2 separate regions of the Homo sapiens genome follow, and region 1 is linked to region 2. Evidence: chromatin loops called from intact Hi-C (ENCODE). Cell type or tissue: ovary. All regions are shown on one strand. Links, peaks and the distances in the headings refer to the core of each region. The heading gives the core; the rest is flanking DNA.

Region 1 (5,366 bases), core at 313-5,312, 110 kb before region 2:
TGAACACCAGTGGGCAGGCCGAACACGGTGGCTCACAACTGTAGTCCCAGCACTTTGGGAGGGAAGGCAGGCAGATCATCTGAGGCCAGGGGTTCGAGACCAGCCTGGCCAACATGGCGAAACCCCGTCTCTACTAAAAATATGAAAAATTAGCATGGTGGTGGGTGCCTGTAATCACTGTGGGAGGTTGCAGTGAGCTGAGATCACACCATTGCACACCAGCCTGGATGACAGAGCGAGACTCCATCTAAAAAAAAAAAAAGAAAGAAAAGTGCTGGAATTATAGGCATGAGCCATTGCACCTGGCCCATTTTAACCATTTTAAAGTATACAATTCAGTGGTGTTGATGACATTTGCAATATTGTGCAACCATATTTCCAAAACATTTCCATCACCTCCAACAGAAATCCCATACCCCTTAAGCAATAACTCCCCATGGCCTTCTCCCCCCAGCCCCTGGTAACCCTGATTCTACTTTCTGTCCCCATGAATTTTCCTATTCTGGATGTTTCACGTGAGTGGAATCCTACAATGTTTGTTCTTTTTGTGTCTGGCTCTCAATATAATGTCTTTGGGGTTCGTCCATGTTATAGCATGTGTCAGAATTTCATGCCTTCTTATGGCCACAAAATATTCCATTGTGTGGATAGACCACCTTTTGTTTATTATTCGTCTGTTCCTGGACACCTGGCTGTTTCCACCTCTTGGCTATGGTGAAGAGCGCTGCTATGAATAAGCAGTGATTCTTAATACTGGTTGAGGGGGAAGATAGCAGGAACGAGTGTCTCCCCTCCCCAGAAGCCCTTCAGAATCTTCCAGAGGATATGAGATTTCTTTTGCTTTGTAAAAGCGGACTGAATGCACGTTGGCTAAACTAGGCTGAAAACTCTTGACTTTAAAGCAAATGGGATTAAAAGGAAACTTTCAATAAGTACTATATATCAGTTACGCACAAAACATTGTTACATATTACATAATGTATTCAATAGGAACGTCTTACTTAAATGTTGAGCTAGGCCAGGCACGGTGGCTCTTGCCCGCAATCTGAGTACTTTGGGAAGCCAAGGCGGGAGGATCACATGAGCCCAGGAGTTTGAGATCAGCTTGTGCAACATAGTGAGACCCCCTCTCTACAAATAATTTAAAAAATTAGCCAGGCGCGGTGGCTCACACCTGTAATCCTAGCACTTTGGGAGGCTGAGATGGGCAGATCACTTGAGGTCAGGAGTTCGAGACCAGCCTAGCCAACATGGTGAAACCCCCATCGCTACTAAAAATACAAAAATTAGCTAGGCATGGTGGTGGACGCCTGTAATCCCAGCTACTTGGGAGGCTGAGGCAGGAGAATCGCTTAAAGCCAGGAGGTGGAAGTTGCAGTGAGCCAAGATCGCGCCATTGCACTCCTGCCTGGGTGACAAGAGTGAAACTCCATCTCAAAAAAAAAAAAAAAAATTAGCCAAGTTTGGTGGCACATGCCTATAGTTCCAGCTACTCGGGAGACTGAGGTGGGAGAATTGCTTGAGCCTGGGCAGTCAAGGCTGCAGTGAGCCGTGGTTTGCCACCGCACTCCAGTCTGGGTGACAGAGTGAGAGCCTGTCTCAAAAAAAAAAAAAAAAAAAGAAAAAAAAAAAGATGAGCTGGTAGAATATGTTCTGTGTATTGTTGGCTTATCATCTGTCCCTGTAGAATGCATGCTTGCTGAGGGCAGATATCTGGTCTATATTGTGCAGTGTCTGCCACACACAGTAGGCCCTCAATCAATCTTTGTGGAACACATAGTGGGAATATGGAGCAGCCAGATGACAGGGAAGTGCAGTGGGCCTTTGGCTGCCTTTCTAAGGCAGGATCTCAGCTGGCGGTCCAGCACCTGCAGGGCGACCAGGCACTTCTTTGTTTTTACCGACTTCTCATAGCAATCGCCCATTTTCTTTATTCATGAATAAAGATGGGCAATAAGTTTCAAGAGGTTGTTTTGTTTTGTTTGCTTTGTTTTGAGACAGGGTCTTGCTCTGTTGCCCCAGCTGGAGTGCAATGGTGCGATCATAGCTCACTGCAGCCTCGAACTCCTGGGCTCAGGGGATCCTCCTGCCTCGGCCTCCCAAAGTGCTGGGACCACAGGTGTGAGCCATCATGCCTGGTCTTTGGGAGGTTTTTGTTGTTTGTTCTAGTAGTACGTATGATTCTTTTAACAATATAAATTGCAGATTTTTTATATGTTGGAGTTGTTGCAAAATATCATGAATTCTCCTCACTACTTTTTAAGTTATAGTTATTAGACCAGTTGTTATTGGATATTACTTAATGTGCTAATACTCCCATTGGCACATTACTGCTATCTACTGTGACATACTACTACTGTCATATCTACACGCTATACCAAATTTGGCTTTATCAAGTATTTCAATCATTGTATTTCACTATGATTGGTTAGCTTTGTAATCCCATGTAATTTACGCCTTTATCCTGAGACTCCAGAGAGTTCACTGGACTGACAAAGGGGTTTGTGGTATAACCAAAGTTGTGGGCCTGCTCCAAAGGCTTGCCTAGCTTCCCCCTAGTCAACCCCACGACACACATTGTCCTGGCCCCACATTCACACCCAGTCTGCACGTTACGACCAGTTTATACCAGTAGTTCTGCCTTCTCACCACCAGGAGGCACTGCTTCACCCGAGTCACAGGAAGCCCTGGGCAGGTTAGGGCTTCTCCCTCCCGCCTTCATCCTGACAGGGGCTCGCATCAGAATCCTCCCGGAGCTTTTTTTTTTCCTTACTTCCATCCCTCCTTCCTTTTTTTTTTTTTTTTTTTTTTTTGAGACAGTCTCACTCTTTCGCTCTGTCGCCCAGCCAGGCTGGGGTGCAGTGGTGCGATAGCTCACTGCAACCTCCACTTCCTGGATTCAAGCGATTCTCCTGCCTCAGCCTCCCGAGTAGCTGGGACTACAGGTGCGTGCCACACCTGCTAATTTTTGTATTTTTAGTAGAGACAGAGTTTCACCATGTTGGCCGGGCTGGTCTTGAACTTCTGACCTCCAGTGATCCTCCTACCTCGGCCTCCCACAGTGCTGAGATTATAGGCATGAGCACTGTGCTCAGCCGCTCCTTCCTTTTTTCCTTCCTTCCTTCCTCCCTCCCTTCCTCCTTTCCTTCCTTCCATCCCTCCTCCCTCCCTTCCTCCTTTCCTTCCTTCCATCCCTCCTTTCTTTTCTTCCTTCCTTCCCTCTCTCCTTCCTTCTTCCCTCCCTCCCTCCTGTCTTCCATCCTTCCTTCCCTTCTCCCTCTCCCTCCTTCCTTCCTTTTTTCCTCCCTTTTAACTTTTTGTTATGAAAAATTTCAAACATACGAAAGTATATGAACCCCCAGAGAGCCATCAGCGACTGCAGTGATCATCTCGGGACCCAAGTCATTTCTGCACCCTGTCTGGGAGCCCTCTAAAGATACAGACGCTTGCCCTGCCCTATATGGGCGCTCAGAGCCTTAAGGTTTACAGAGCTCCTGGGCTGTTTGGGAACCACTGTCACAGCGTGGCCCCTGCCTCCCAGACCCCTGGTGACCGCGCACGGGCTTCCAGCAGCCATTCCCACACACATGAGCGTCTTGCCCATGTCTGCCCCAAGCCCTGGGCTCTCACTCCTGTTCTTTTGCTCAGGCACCACAGGAATTGGGGAACAGCTGACTCCCATTCCCTGCACAGCCTCTTCCTGTGGCTCTGAAAGCCAGGGTGAAGTAACACCCATCAGCCTTGCCCTTGAGCAAGCAACCACAGCCACATTTTGCTGGCACGAGGCTCATGGTGTGGCCTCTTCCTGCGATGGAGGGGCAGGCCCTGGGTTGGCAGCATCTCTGTGTTTCAGACTGAAAGACATTGTCAAGCTATTAAAGCTTGGTTCTGAGTGTCCAGAAGGATCCCTGTTATGAGCTGAATTGTCCCCCCTCCCCATCCATATGCTTTTTAAACATTTTTTATTTTTATTTCTTTTTTTTTTTTTTTTTTTGAGACGGAGTCTCGTTTTGTCACCCAGGCTGGAGTGCAGTGGTGCAATCTTGGCTCACTGCAACCTCTGCCTCCCAGGTTCAAGCGATTCTCCTGCCTCAGCCTCCCTAGTAGCTAGGATAACAGGTGCCCATCACCACGCCCGGCTAATTTTTGTATTTTTAGTAGAGATGGGGTTTCACCATGTTGACCAGGCTGGTCTTGAACTCCTGACCTCAGGTGATCTGCCCACCTCCGCCTCCCAAAGTGCTGGGATTACAGGTGTGAGCCACCGTGCCCGGCCATACTTTTTAAAAATTTTTTGTAGAGATGGAGTCTCACTATGTTGCCCAGGCTGGTCTCAGCCACTCAAGGTGCTGGAATTACAGGTGTGAGCCACCATGCCCAGCCCCCCATTCATATTTTGAGATCTTAGCCTCCATTACCTCAGGATATGACTGTATTTGATGATAGGGTCTTTAAAAGGTAACTAAGTTAAAATGAGATCGTTAGGTTGCACCCTAAACCAATATGATTGTGTCCTTAAGAGGAAACATGGGCCCGGTGCAGTGGCTCACTCCTGTCATCCCAGCATTTTGGGAGGCCAAGGCAGGCAGATCGCTTGAGCTCAGGAGTTCAAGGCCAGCCTGGGCAACATGGTGAAACCTCATCTCTACTAAAAATACAAAAAAATTAGCCAGGCATGGTGGTGCACGCCTATAGCCCCAGATACTCAGGGTGAAGCGGGGAGTCAATTGAGGCTGGGAGGTTGAGGCTGCAGTGAGTCTAGGTCATGCCACTGCACTCCAGCCTGGGCGACAGAGTGAGACCCTGTCTCAAAAAAAAAAAAAAAAAAAAAGGAAACATGGACACAGATAAGAACCCAGGGAAGACCAGTGGAGACACAAGGAGAAGACAGCATCTCCAAGCCGAGCAGAGAGTCCTGGCGGGGCCGCGCGCGGTGGCTCATACCTGTAATCCCAGCACTTTGGGAGGCCAAGGCAGGTGGATTACTTAAGGTCAGGAGTTTGAGACCAGCCTGGCCAACATGGTGAAACCTCATCTCTACTAAAAATACAAAAATTAGCCTGGTGTGATGGGCCACACTTGTGTTCCCAGCTACTTGGGAGGCTGAGGCAGGAGAATCACTTGAACCTGGGAGGCGGAGGTTGCAAATGGATACAACTCACTAAACCAGTAAGATCCCTTCCTACATCCTGAGGAACTACCTGTAGGAGTTTCTGACGGGGACCAGAGGCAGCCTGTACAGGGGGCCTGGGGCTCTCTATGTGTGTGTGTCCCGGGGCAGCCCTGGGTTTGGTGAGAGGGAGGATTCTGATCTCACTCAGCCCTACTCACTCCGGCCCTCTTGGGAAGTGGGTACCAAGCCCTGA
Region 2 (5,366 bases), core at 318-5,317:
AACCGGGCTAAACCCCAGGGTGCCGGCTGCAAAGCCCAAGTAGCCATTGCTGCCCATGAGGAGCGTATGGTCCAGAGAAGTAGGCCTGGCACAGAGGCGGGAAACCACTGGCACGCGGTAGAGGCTGGAGTCTCCCTGAGGTCCCCCAAGTTTTTGAGTGCGTGGAGACCATGGGAACTGCGTGAGGGCTTCCCCGACTGTGGTGCTTGCAGCCGTGGCGCCCCCTGCCTGGGGCACTCCCCCTCGCGTCCCCCTCACCTTCTGACCCCTCTCTCGCTTGTTAGTTCTCAGCTCCATGGCCCTCCAGGAAGACTTTCTGAGCCCTGCAGGCCCACTCCCCTCACCCTCACGGCGCCACACACCTCCCTCCCCTGCCCTGCACAGTGTTACCCTTGCCTCGTCCTTGTCCACCCTGTCTCTTCTGCCAGCCTGTAGGCTCCAGGAGGACACCGCCTCTCCCGCACTGCCACACACCTCAGACACACTGAGTATACACCCGGGAGGCGGGGGCCCTGCGTCATGCCCACCGCTGCCTTCAGCTGGGTGGCCTCAGCATGTCACTCCTTGCAGCTGTGAGATGAGCATGTCCTGTCGGTGAGGACAGCTAAGGTCCCTTAGCTGGCATTCTGTGATGGTAGCAAAGTTTTGGAGCATTGACCGTGAAGATGTAAAGCACTGGCTCTTGCCCAGTAACGATAAGAGCTGAAGTTTACTGTGTCCCCAGTCCCCAGCCGCCAGGTGAGGTGGGCGCTGTTACTAGCCTCCTTACAGATGAAGATGGTGGCGAGCCCACAGCCCCACAGTAGAAGGCGGTGGAGCCTGATCCTGGGGGCAACAGTCTGGCCCCAGCACTCAGGCCTGGCGCCGCTGCGCTGTGCTGCCAGCGCTGCGTCAGTGGCCAGCTCATCCCCGCGGCCGCTTTCTGCAGCTGCAGCGGGAGCACCCGAGGCCACTGCCCCCCCAGCCCCCGCAGTGCGTGCCCGCCACAGGGCAGGGCCCAGAGCCCTGGACCCAGGGATGGGCCAGGAGGTTTCTCCTCTTTTTCTCTCTCCCTTGCTCTTTCTCTGGGCCATTTTCTCTTTTTCTTTCCCCCGCCCCTTGGTTTCTCTTCAGCTGCTTCTCCCTTCCTCTCTGAATGTGTATTTAGTGCCAGAAGCTCTCTGCGGGGCCGAGGTGCCACAGTGAGGTACAAAACTCAGCCTCTCAGATATGGCTCCCTAATACTGCCCAGATTCACGGGTGCTGTGGGGGGTGATGATCTCATCACACTGGCTGGTGGGACAAACTCCAAAATGGAGCTGGGCGCAGTGGTACACCCGTAGTCCCAGCTACTCGGGGGCAGAGGCGGGAGGATCATTTGAGCTCAGTAGTTGGACACCAGCCTGGGGAGCATAGTGAGCCTCCGTCTCTGAAAAAGAAAACAAAATGGGTGATGGGTGTTGCAGGCAGGCAGCGTGGTGGGGGGACAATGTGGGGGGTGGGCGGGAGGCCAGGCAGGACTTCCCAAGCCAGGCCTTGAAGGACATTGCTGGGTTCGAGAAGGCACTGGGTTTCTCTACTTCAGAACCCACAGCAGAAAAGAGGCCCTACCCCCTGCAGTGAGCCTTCATGGGTCTCAGGGAATCGTCCTCCAGCCCTTCCAAATTTCCCTCCCAGTCCTCAGCCAGGGCGCTGGCCGTGGGTTGCCCCCCGTGCCTGTCTGTGCCTGATCTCCCAGCAGGCACGTGTGCTGGGCCTATGCCTGCTTCATCTTCAGAGAAGTGAGCTGCACCTGGTGCAGAGAGCCTAGAGCAGAATTGGAGGGGGTCCTGCCCCTGCTGAAGCCAGCGGGCCGGCGCTTGCCCTTCTCTACCTGGACTTGGCCCCATCCCCAGCGAGGCTGGGAGACTCCTCTCCCCTTTCTGGCAACTCCTTCCTATCTCCGCCCTGGGCTGGGGAAGAGCCATGATGTCTGGAGTTACCTGTTGGTACTGTTGCCTCTTAGTTCTTCCAGCCCTCCCACCCTGTTTCCTTCTTGGTATGTGGTGTCATTTGTGGGTTGTTTGTAGGTCCCATGGAGCCAGGGACCAGGCAGATTGCAGGCCCGATTATCCTAGCAAAGGTACTTTTGGATTTTGAAGAAAGAAACACGGAAGATATGAAAGACAGACAGGTGGAGCTCTGGGCAGGTCTGTTTGCCGGGACAGTCTGAGGATGTTGGGTTTGAACAGCAACACAACAGCCTGGGCTGGCTGTCCTCAAGGTCCAGGAGGGAGAGGCACCTGGAGCCCTGTTGTCACAGCTGCAGGGACTAAAGGAGGCCCAGCCTTGCCTGCCATATGGGGCTCTAGGGGAGGGTCCGCCGCTCCTAAGCTCCAGAGTCCAAGGCCTTTAGTACAGCTGGGCCCTGTACCTTCAGCCCAGGGGCAAAGGGAGCCTCAGCGCAGGACAGGCAGTGGGAGATCCACTAGTCCTGGAGGCTTGCAGCCTGTCGCGGTGAGACCAGAGTGGGGCTAGTTCAGTCCACGTTCCTTGTCAGAGGTGGCCAGCAGGACTGCAACTGTCCTGGGGTTTGGCCCTCACTGGTTGGCTTGTTTACCTGCCATTTACAAACAGGTCCTTGATAGCTCGTAGCAGGGAGGGACAGCCTGCTGCTGAGCCCAGCCCCCCAGCAAGTGGGCCTTGGACACAGGGTGCTTTGGCAACAGAATGAGCTTGCTTGCTGCCTCTCTCAATTTTGTGTGCCTGCGTGCCAGGGGACACATTCTTTCTGCATTCCAGGAAGGTGGCCTGGTACAGCCCTGCTGGCCCAAGCACTGCTCTGTGCTGTCCTCTCTGAGTCCTGCTTTGGAGCCAGTCCTTCAGGGGCCTCCCACCTGTGGTTCAGACTGGAAAGAGGGGACAGGCACCGCAGACCTGCAGCACACCCCAGCATGGCCAGGAGCCCTGTGCCCAGCACAGCAAGGCCTAGGCTGCCACTGCTGTCCCGGGTGAGGGCGGGAAACAGGCAGGAGTAAATGCTGCCTCCTACTGGAGCTTGGTGGACTTGGCAGGCGAGTGCTGCTGCAGTGGGGCTCAGCATGGGCAGAATGTTTCCAAGGCAGGATTCGGAGCCCGCGGTCTGACTGCTAATCAGAGGGGTCAAAGTGCACGGCAGGCCATTCTCCCCCACTCCCCACCCCACACACACCGCAGGCCATTCTCCCCCACTCCCTACCCCACACACACCGCAGGCCATTCTCCCCCACTCCCCACCCTACACACACCGCAGGCCATTCTCCCCCACTCCCCACCCCACACACACCACAGGCCATTCTCTCCCACTCCCCACCCCACACATACCACAGGCCATTCTCCCTCACTCCCTACCCTGTCCTCTGCCCTGCCAAGGGTTCTGGTGGATCCCAGCTGCTCTCCACCCCTGCAGTGGTGCAACCCTAGCTGACTCCTAGGCAGGAGTGGCACCTGCGTAACCGAAGCCAGCACCCTGAGTGCTGGGAAGGGAGGGGCTGCAAGCCAGGCCTGGGAAATGGAGCATTCCCGGTCCAGAGCTGCTGCAGGCCCCGGGAAAGGGACTTCTGAGCTGCAAGGTCGTTTGGATGTCTTCCCCCACCCGCATCACACACATCTAAGTGGGTGGAAGCCGGCTTCCCCGGCTCCCTCCCCTCCATCCTCCATGCTGGGTGAGTGTTGTTTTTTTTTCCTGCTGCAGCCTCTGGCCCAGAGGAGTTTGCTGCAGAGTCAAGGCTGCTGCACAGGCCGGAGGGGGTGGGGAGGAGGAAAGGAAGACGCGATCTGGTTCCCAGCTCCCTCTCAGCCTGACCTGGGGTGCTCCTCCTGTGCGTCCCAGTCCGTGAGCCCCTGAGAGTCACAGCCCCCCTGGGTACCCTGGCTGGGGTCTCGAAGCAGCATGGGCCATAAAAGGAGAGTCACTGAGCCTCCTTCATCCCAGAGATGACCCTGGCTGGCCCTCATCATGGCATCGGGAGGGCTCTGCAGACAGGCGGGCCCATGTGATTAATGGGCTGTGTTCAGCTGTCTGGGTCCGGCTGCCTTTTCTGTCGGGAGTGCTGGAATTGGAACTGAGGTCTTGGCACCTCAGAGCCTGAGCCTCTAACCACTGAGCTCCACAGCCTCCCCAGCTGGCCAGGCCCTCAGCAGTTGGCCTCCCTGCTGGAACGCACTCAGGGCCAGTCTCCTTGCTGCCCTAGTTTCCCCTCTGTGTAGAAGGCCTGCTGTTGTTGTTGTTGTTGTTGTTGTTGTTGTTGTTGTTAGAAAGAAGGAGGGAGACTTCCTGAGGACATCACTGCTGGGAGGGTCCCTGTCCTGACATGGGGGAAAGGAGCCTGATGCTTGCCCACCTCTGAGGGCTGGAGTGACCGTTCAGTGCCTCTCACCGAGGGACCAGGGCATCCAGGGTCCTTCCAGGCACACACCAGCTGTCCCGCCTTCCAGCCTGGTGTGCCAGAAGGGGCCAGGAGCTCACTCAGCAGGGCCGGTTCCCCTTCCCGCCCCCTCTGCAGAGCTGTCTGCAAGGTGAGCCCAGGGCAGCTGCCGGATCTCCTGTCCAGAGAGAGCACCAGCAAGCACACTGTGCTCTCCTTGGCCCTCACCTCTTTTTATTTTTAGTAATCCCAGAAGGTGTTGATGGGGATTGCAGCTGGCTCTTAGTTGTCTTTTTTTTTTTTTTTTAATCTATTTTTGTTGAGAAAACCTGGATTTCCCACAATGTGGAAGCAACGAGGAAGGGGTTTCTGGTCCCGGTTCTGAAGGCTGTGACCTTCAGCGCACATCTATACAATGCTGATAGCCCCGGCACCTCTCTCTCTCGGGTAGTTCTAAGGATTAAATCAGATAATGCACACGGAAATACGTTACAAATGGAAGTGTTGTTGTTCTTCCAAGTTTGCAAGGAGAGGCAGCGGCAGTGTTCTTGCAGTGTGTCTGAGTTCCACGTGACTTATATTGGATTATTATATAAATCCTGTAATTGATCTGTCATACTTTTATGTCCATTCTTTATGTCATATTTCTCTCTCACATATACATACACAGTTGTATACATACTTAAATCTCTATGTATTAGCAGTCTGCACAACATATACCTTTTAATATTTATATTTCTGTTCAGTTCTGTTCATACCACAGAATATGTGTTATAAACTCTTTTATTAAGCTTTTTGGTTGTTTCTAGTTTTTTGCTATTTTATTATTATTATCTTGGAGTCTTGTTATGTTACCCAGGCTGGTCTTGAACGCCTGGTCTCAAGTGATCCTCTCTTGCTTTAACCTCCCAAATAGCTGAGACTACAGGAGTGCCCCACCTCCCCGGCTTCTATCTTAGATGGTACTTTGTGAGCTTTTTTTAAAATTGAGATACAATGCAC

What was found. Hi-C counts contacts between places; a loop is a spot of excess contacts. Peaks named below come from ENCODE experiments on the same cell type or tissue, not always from the same donor. Only the 100,000 strongest peaks of a DNase experiment are listed, where the experiment ranks them.
Region 1: it touches region 2 in a loop (2.7-fold over the local background); 4 of 110 quality-filtered maps call a loop at or near these places.

What each region holds. Positions count from the first base shown.
Region 1 is chr1:9,139,775-9,145,140 of GRCh38, forward strand. No RefSeq gene overlaps it. Among named protein-coding and RNA genes, the nearest start is that of MIR34A, 9.3 kb to the right of the region's middle. RefSeq lists an enhancer at 2,456-2,750. In ovary, for the core only: a CTCF peak has its summit at 2,626 (motif pointing right); a DNase peak (open chromatin) is centred at 2,677.
Region 2 is chr1:9,247,222-9,252,587 of GRCh38, forward strand. All of the region lies in intron 3 of H6PD (hexose-6-phosphate dehydrogenase/glucose 1-dehydrogenase), which reads left to right. Among named protein-coding and RNA genes, the nearest start is that of H6PD, 15 kb to the left of the region's middle. RefSeq lists enhancers at 1,289-2,212, 2,213-3,136, 4,061-4,983, 5,246-5,366. In ovary, for the core only: a CTCF peak has its summit at 2,936; a DNase peak (open chromatin) is centred at 3,026; H3K27ac peaks cover 4,761 bases.